Regions from separate parts of the Mus musculus genome. Here regions 2 and 3 are each linked to region 1. A link is a loop called in an ENCODE intact Hi-C map of the cell type or tissue named here. Cell type or tissue: left cerebral cortex. All regions are shown on one strand.

Region 1 (2,500 bases):
TAATGTATTTGGCAGGGAGATCCACCTAAGTACACATTTCAAAGTCTGCCTTTGATCTGAGCCCCTTTGGGGCATTTTCCATGACTGATAAACTCCTCCTCTGAGTTCATAGACAAATGATGGAAATTGTGGGTTTTTTTTGGTTTTTTTTTTTTTTTTTTTTAAGAAAGGGAGAAGGAAGCCAGACACCCACGTCCCATCTGGCCTCTCCGTCTCTTGGGGGATGAGAAGCTCCGAGATTCAGGACATCTCACTCTCCTCTCACCTGCCTGGGCAGCTCCCTAAGAAGGGCTCCCTGAAAAGGACACTACTGCCCACCCAGTCCCTTCTCCCCCTTGAACACAGAGACACACATACATGCTTGATACAGAATCCACGGTCTCTGCGAGGCTCCTTCTGCTATTTTACAGACGCCTGTTTGGATGCTTGTGGAAAGCCTGCTGCCAACAGCTTCCCTCAGCATCTGCCCCTCTAGCCCATCACACATGTCTTGCTTAGCTTTCTAATATACCGTGATGGAAATCAGAAGCTGCGCTTTGAATGAAAACGCTCTAATTGTGCGATCATTCCTTCTAACTGTTCCACCGTGAGTCAGGCTCAGTACAGACACACAGACAAAACCAAGCCCTGTTGAACTTGGCAGTTTCCGCTCTTCCGGAGACGCAAAGGGCAGAAGGTCATAAGCAAAGTGTGATGGCTACTGAGGGGAAAAGCTGCTACATACAGATTCCCCGCTCAGACGCAGCTCCACCTTGCCTGCTCTTGAAATGGATCATCAGCTACGTCCCTTCCCCACTTAGGATAAAGAGATCTGAGGAGGTTTTTAATTCTCAGATGAATTTTCTTGTTTGTTTGTTTGGTGGATTTTCCCCCCTTCTTTCTCCTCCACAGAACACAACTAGCAAATGATTGGATCTTTGACAGAACAAAGGTATTTTTGATGGCTCTGTAATCTAGTGCGCTAATGTTCCCAGTCCCCTCATTGTCTTGCTGTCTGATCCTATCCCTTCTGCCAGACAGTCACTGCGGGATGAGTCACTTTTAATGTCTGATAATCAAGGTGAATTTTCAAAAAGCTGCCATTTTGGAATTATGCACTATATCCCAGTGTCAGGGACTAGAAAAGAAAGTGAAGGGATAAGGAAGGCTAAGATAGACACCTACTGTATGTTTGGAGAACTGCAGGACCCAGCCAACGTGGTACCAGATAAGATGTGTCTGGAGGGTCCAAGTCGATCAAGGCATACATGATGAGACAGAGACTATGTTAATTATAAATTAAAAATAACTTCTATGATAATGAAGATTATATGCACAGGAGAAAACGTCTTAGTTAAAACAGACTAGAAGGATAGAATTAAAACGCAGCCATTTGGGGCCATGGATTCTGTACCTACTGAATATATTGTGGTCTATTAAATAACCTAATACAAACTTAACATTTGAAAAAGAATAGAAGGGAATTGTAGTAGTCTCCGTGGAAGCTGTATTGTCTGCTGTCCTTACTTAAAGCGCTATCTGCTAAGAACATTACCTAGCTGATGAACACAGCCTCTCTCCAACCACGGAGATGAGATATTTCTAGAATCATTTAAAGAAATACCCACCCTACTCCCCAACAACAACAACAACAAACAAACAAACAAACAAAAAACCCACCAAGCCCAGTGAACTAGCCAGAGGGATGCTAAAAACCCAAGGCAAACAAAGGGTATCAGACACTCTTTCCGGGTTTTGGCTCTTCAAGTATAGGGTGGTCATTGTCTCCTCTGAGGTAATTAACTAGAGCCACGGCTCCAAATTGTAGACCTTGTTTTTCATTGTGGGCGTTGTGCTAAGTGGTGGGGTGGCTGAAGGAAGGCGATCTGAGCATAGCCCGCGAGTTCCGTTTATTATCTGGAGACGTGAGCACTATAAATAGAGCCAGGCTGTTTTGACTAGGGAAATGCTGTCCTCCTCACAGCCAGGGGATGCTGGGGAGCAGACGCTGAAGCTTCAAAGCTTTGTCCTGCTTTAGAAAAGCGTGAGGTTTTTCATGGCTGTTTCAGTGGCTGGTCGGAGAGTCTGCAGGCGCTTTATCTGTCCTGGGGGAAGGAAGAAATGGCATTTCAGAGGATGCTATTTTATACCTGTGATGGATGCTTACATGTGTTCTCCAACAGAGGCATCTAAATACCCTGGCATCCTCTGTGTACAAGTTGTATTTACAGATTATTACACTTATATTATCTACAGTGGTTACCACTAATCCTCTGTGTGTGTGTGTGTGTGTGTGTGTGTGTGTGTGTGTGTGTGTGTGTGTGTTGGGGGGGTAACAGAGAGACACACATATAAGCGCACACACATATGAGCACACATATGCTATAATCCCATAAAATGGCTATAAAATAGGCACATGAAGAAAATTTGTCGTTGCTGCATGGCTGTTATAGTGCACATAAAAGAAGATTTAAAAGCCAGAGAGTATTTGAGCTGTAAGCAAGTCCTTAGAGGTCATTTG
Region 2 (2,500 bases), 520 kb before region 1:
GGTGCACAGAACAGCTGGTGTGACTGCTCCGAAGAGGCCAGTGGCTTGAGACAGTGCCCTAGATTGTCCCAAGAGCTGATGGCTGGAGTAGGTGTTTTCATGCTGGTCCCATGGTTGCGTGCGAGCATGGCCAGGTTCCAGCCTGGGGATCAGACTGTTGTGTTGGCCCCTTCTGCAGACACATCTGACTTTTCCAGTCCTTCTGTTTCCTGCCCCAGTCCCTCCACTATCTCCCTCCAGCTCATAGCCGCCCCCCCCCCCCACACACACACACAACAAAACCATTCTGTCATCCCTAAAATATAGAAGGATGGTTTTCAAATGCAAGAGCAGGGGAAAGAAAAGGACATTTGTTTTCTGTTAGATGAACCCTGAATAGCACCCAGACCAGCTGGGCTTTGGTAGACAGCTCAAGTCCAGGCATGCTGGACATGGCTCTGTCTCCTGTCCCTGAGCAACTCGGAAACCGAATGGCAGCCGCTGGCCAGGAATTGATTGAATTAATTGATATGCCAATAAGAGAGCTTGTTACATCCACCATTGGTTAGGAGGCCAGCTAACAAGTCTCCTGATCAATGGCACCAATAAAGATTTCATCCATTAATGAGCAACATGGTAATTAATGTTATCCATAAACCAATTAGCCTAGCTAGCTAACGCGCAGAGATTAGCCCAATGCATGGCATCACAGAAAGCGGGCAGATAACTAACTACCCATGTGGCATGGTTTGGGTCTTCAGGAAGCTCCACGGAAGAGATCCTAGCCCTCTGCAGAGTGTTCTAGGTGGAGAAAGGAAACATCTCTGATCCTGGCAGAGAGAAAAGGCTGCCAGCTTGCTGAGCCCCAACACTGGAGTGCAGCAGAGCCCCACACCTGGAGGCGCAGCTGGATAGATGCGTTTCTCTTCCTACCCTTCCGCTGAACAGCCTTCCTACAGGTCTCCAAAGGGCTGTTAGGGGTGTAATGGAATGACTGAGTCCCCAGGTCACTCTGGTCCCAGCTGGGCATGTTCTCCCTGAGGACACCCCATCTGAAGCTCACAGGCATTCCCCTGCGCTCCTGGAGGGCGGGCCATGGCCTCTTCTGGGAACCATGAGCAAGGTTGGTAAAGTAATTAAGCCCCCCAACCCCCACGTTTCACTAGGAAGAATTTTTTTTTCTTTTTTGCTAAAAGAAAAGAGAAACAGATGATTTGAAGCCGGGGCCCTTTCCCTTCCCCTGGTTTTCTGAAATGACATCAGTGGGGTGATTGCCAAGTATAACCTGGCAGCCTGGCGGCTCTGCCTGACTGCCTGAGATTTCTGGGGACCATGCAGCTCGCCAGCTCCAGCCGTGGCAGCATGCCAAGGTGACGTTCCGTGACTAAGCAGAAACAAGGGAGAGGGAGAGAGGGAGGAAGAAGGTATGTGTGGTTGGGGAGCCGGGGGAGAGAGTGGTCTGGGCAGGGTGTGGCATGGGGAGCCGGGGAGCTGAGGAGGCATGCCCGGGGGCACCAACTCAAGAGGCTGGATGTCAGGGGAGCACACTGGAAGGCCAGGAAGGGTTCCTTGGGCACTGCCTGGGGGTGGTGGTGGCACAGGGCAGCAGCCACGGATCCAGCCTGCGAGATTGCCGAATGAAGGGGTCCTGACTTCACAGGGAACCAAATGAGCCATGCACAGGAGCAGCCCAGAGGGCCTGGCCATAGAAGGAGGTGGCTTAGGGAAGCTTTTAGCAACATCAGGCCCGGGTGGTTCTCTGCAGCGGAGTTCGCTTTGCATTGTTAGGTATTGACCCTCAGAGACCCCTTGTGGATTCCCTAATTGAAAATTAATACTAGATCAATGCCATGAGCAATTTGCATATTGATCATAAACAACTTTGAAGGCACCGAGTGTGCAGTGAATCAATAGGGCCCCTGAATAGGCGGCGGAGGGAGCACCTCCCAGTACAGTACACTCCAAGAAAGGTTAATGCTTTGGGAAGTCCCTAACTGCTCAGTGTGGGGATCAGCCCCCCACACTGCACAGCATCCACAAGAGCAATTAGGGTCAGACCTAAGCAGTCGCCCCTCGACCTCCTCTGCTCCCCATCCCCAAACCCAGAGGTGGGGGCGGCTCTCTGTCTGTGTGATTCAGGGGCTGGACAGAAAGAAGGGTTTTTAGCAGTTTCCTTTTTTGGAGATAGATGAAGCCTTGGGGTGGTTTATTCTGGGAAATGCACTGTAAAAGGAACGAGCCAAGCTAAGGCTCCAGTGATTGTCCTGGCCCCTTCCCCAAACACAGTTTTGGTGAAATGAAATGGGGGGTGGGGTGGGGTGGAGCCTGGCTTTGGCGAGCTGCCTCTTCTGGCTTTTGCTCAATGAGGAAAACCCACACTAGCTTTTCCTTGGACAGAGTTGGCCCAGTCTTTGCTTCCTATTCATTGAGTTTCCACTTTCTGGCCTCTACCCCCCAGGCTCTATCATTTGCCCCCCACCTTGGGGGGGGGCATACCTTCCTGACCCTGCTCTGGCTCTCA
Region 3 (2,500 bases), 700 kb before region 1:
GATTGCAATCTTTTTTTTTTTTCTTGTGCTAAAATATAGACAGGGTAACAGACTGCGCCCAACAGGTTAGGTATTTACATCGATTTGAAACCGAATTCTATTGTACCAAAATGCTTCCTACATTGGGGCCCTGTAGTTTTCACCAAGCAAGCCTCCCCCTTTCCTCCCTGTTAGTGTGTGTTTAATGCAAATACGATTCCATACATTCTGCTCTTCGCCGGGTGAGCTTATTATATTTCTAACACTTGCATGGTTCATTATTGTGCAGTAGGAAAAGACTCGCGGCTGCCGGGGGCAGCCTGGGTGGCTGGTTTTCAGAAAGAGAAAAAGCAGGTGTCTTTCTATGCTGGGAATGAAGACTAGATTTAGGAGGAGGGTGGAATTCTGTCTGAGAGGACTGGAGCCTTCCGGTGAGATTTCAAGGGGGCCTGCCTTTGCATAACAGAACGCCAAAGGTGAACCTTGGGAGACCTAGAAGTGCCCAGCTGTCGCTGTGACCAGCCGAGGTAGCCCCGTTGGGTTTGATCCTGGTGGTAGAATCGTCTTGAGCCGGGCCACCTTTCTTGCCCTGTCTGAAATGCTCTGTGGCTCCTAAGGGCAGTCTCCTGATCCTGACAGCGGGTGGTTCCAGGCTGCTTGGCCTTTTCTAGTCGTTTCTTGCTCTCCTCTTCTCCCCCTCTCCTTAGAAACTGTCCTTAAACTCTCAATGGAGAGTGAGTGAGTAGGGGATGTTTTCGTAAGTTTCTGCAGCTGAAAAACAGAAGTGCTCTGTGAAGCAGTTAATAGGATGGGTGTGTGTTTCAAATAAATTCCTGTCCACATTGGCTAAAGTCCCCATGTTAGAGTGGCCTGGCTCTGACGTGGACAGGGCCCAGAGACTGATGGATCAGGGTTCGGAGGCCCCGACTGCTTGTTCTTCTCTTTTGGGGGAGAGACTGGGGGTGGCCGAAGGCGCGTCCGTTTCTTCCAGGCCGGCCTTTGACTTTTGATGAGCGGTGCGGTCAGTGCCTCGCGGGGACGCGGCTTTGTTCCTGCCGGGCCGGTTCCTGGGTTGGTGCAGGCCAGGGCAGCCAAGGCTCCTGTCCCCAGGCGAGTGCGGCCCAGGCCGCCTCCAAGGCTGGTGCTGGGAGCCCGGGCCCGGCAGCTCCGGCCCTGCTCCTGTGTGTTTGTGCGTCTATGTCCCCAGGTCCCCGCAGGCGCGCGGGCGCGGCCACCGCGAGCAGCCCGGCCTGCGCCCAGCGCGACTGTAGATGTCAGGCTTTGCCCGGGGAGCCGAGAGGCTGCGGGGCTGTGAGTTTCAAATTAACCTTCCGCTTTGTTGCTGTGTAATGTGGATCCCCGAAGGCCCCCCGCCCCGCCCGCCCCCCTTCCTCGGGCGGTGCGCGCTGCAAACTGCGAGTTGAGCTTCATTTACATAAAGCGATTCCGGGCGGGCGGGCGGGCGAGCGGGCGGCGCAGGAGGAGGAGAGAGGCGGGCAGGCCGGGACGGGGACCGGGACGCAGCGCCGCGCCCCGTGGGTGAATCCCCGCCGCGCCTGGGGGACCTCCCTCCCCGGGGCAGCCCGCAGATCGCCAGCCCCGGGCCGCCACCATGCGCGCCCCGCCCCTGCCGCCAGGCCCCTCGCTCCTAGCCTGCGCCACCGCCGAGCCCGGGGGGCAGCGGGAGGTGGGGAGAATGCCGCCTGGGGTGGGTAAGTTCGGGGCTCCGCTGCCACTGGAATCTCCCGTTGTCGCGCTGCCCGGCGTGGTGGCCCCCGGACCTCCGAGTGCCTCCTTCCTCCTGAGGTGTACGGAGGCTTTGTGTGCCAGGTGAGTGCAGCCTCCCTCCCCCGCCGCGCCGCTCGCAGCCGGCCTAGCGCTGGAGGCAGGTGCTGCGAGTGAGTCTTGGCTGAACTTCCCATTCTCTTGGGGCGTGTGGGGGAAGGGCAGGCTTGGATGCACTTGAACTCCTAGACTCCAGGAGGAACCTACCTGGGGAGAGAGTGGCTTAGAGTCTGCTGGGCACCAGAGTACGTTCTTCCTCCTATCTCCTCTTGCTTTTCCTTCCCGACCTCCTCCTCCTCCTCCTCCTCCTGCTTTTGGGTTAGTTCCTACCTTGTTAATACTTGGGGGTACTGGTGCCATTGAGAACTTTGGATTCTTTGGTCTAAAACACACCTTCAGCTGCCGGGGGGGGGGGCGGTTATGAAGGAAAGAGAGAGAGAGAGTGAGAGTGTGTTAGAAGTCGCTGGTCAGTTTGCAGCAATGTGAAGAATGTGCCTGTTTGGGGAGTAATTAAAGAGAGAATCAGGGCAGAGCTGGCGGGACCTATGGAGATCATCTTGGCCTGGCTGCTCTCTAATTTCGGTTTGTTCTTCTGCCAGAACCGGTACAGCATTTATTTTGGGGGGCGGGAAGTACGAAGGAAAGGTAAGATTTTTTTTTTAAACTCCATTTAAAGAGGAGAGATATCCAAGTTAGGGTAGCAACAAGAAAAATAACAACAAAAAAACCAAAAACA

The links. A loop is a pair of places that touch in the nucleus more often than their neighbours do. Peaks named below come from ENCODE experiments on the same cell type or tissue, not always from the same donor. Only the 100,000 strongest peaks of a DNase experiment are listed, where the experiment ranks them.
Region 2: a loop joins it to region 1, with 2.2 times the contacts of the local background. A loop is called at or near these places in 5 of 42 quality-filtered maps.
Region 3: a loop joins it to region 1, with 2.3 times the contacts of the local background. A loop is called at or near these places in 3 of 42 quality-filtered maps.

What each region holds. Positions count from the first base shown.
Region 1 is chr8:109,416,267-109,418,766 of GRCm38, forward strand. It overlaps a transcript of Pmfbp1 not described here. Among named protein-coding and RNA genes, the nearest start is that of Gm35145, 44 kb to the right of the region's middle. In left cerebral cortex, CTCF peaks have their summits at 1,181 and 1,985; DNase peaks (open chromatin) are centred at 296, 1,163 and 1,956; H3K4me3 peaks cover 203 bases; H3K27ac peaks cover 1,861 bases.
Region 2 is chr8:108,895,311-108,897,810 of GRCm38, forward strand. The region is part of intron 4 of Zfhx3 (zinc finger homeobox 3); the gene reads left to right. Among named protein-coding and RNA genes, the nearest start is that of Mir3108, 40 kb to the right of the region's middle. In left cerebral cortex, no CTCF peak of the experiment used is centred here; a DNase peak (open chromatin) is centred at 1,327; H3K27ac peaks cover 254 bases.
Region 3 is chr8:108,713,522-108,716,021 of GRCm38, forward strand. It overlaps Zfhx3 (zinc finger homeobox 3), which reads left to right and starts at 1,123. Exons shown (of 10, transcript NM_007496.2): 1 at 1,123-1,809. In left cerebral cortex, a CTCF peak has its summit at 1,225; DNase peaks (open chromatin) are centred at 492, 1,209 and 1,789; H3K4me3 peaks cover 1,498 bases; H3K27ac peaks cover 937 bases.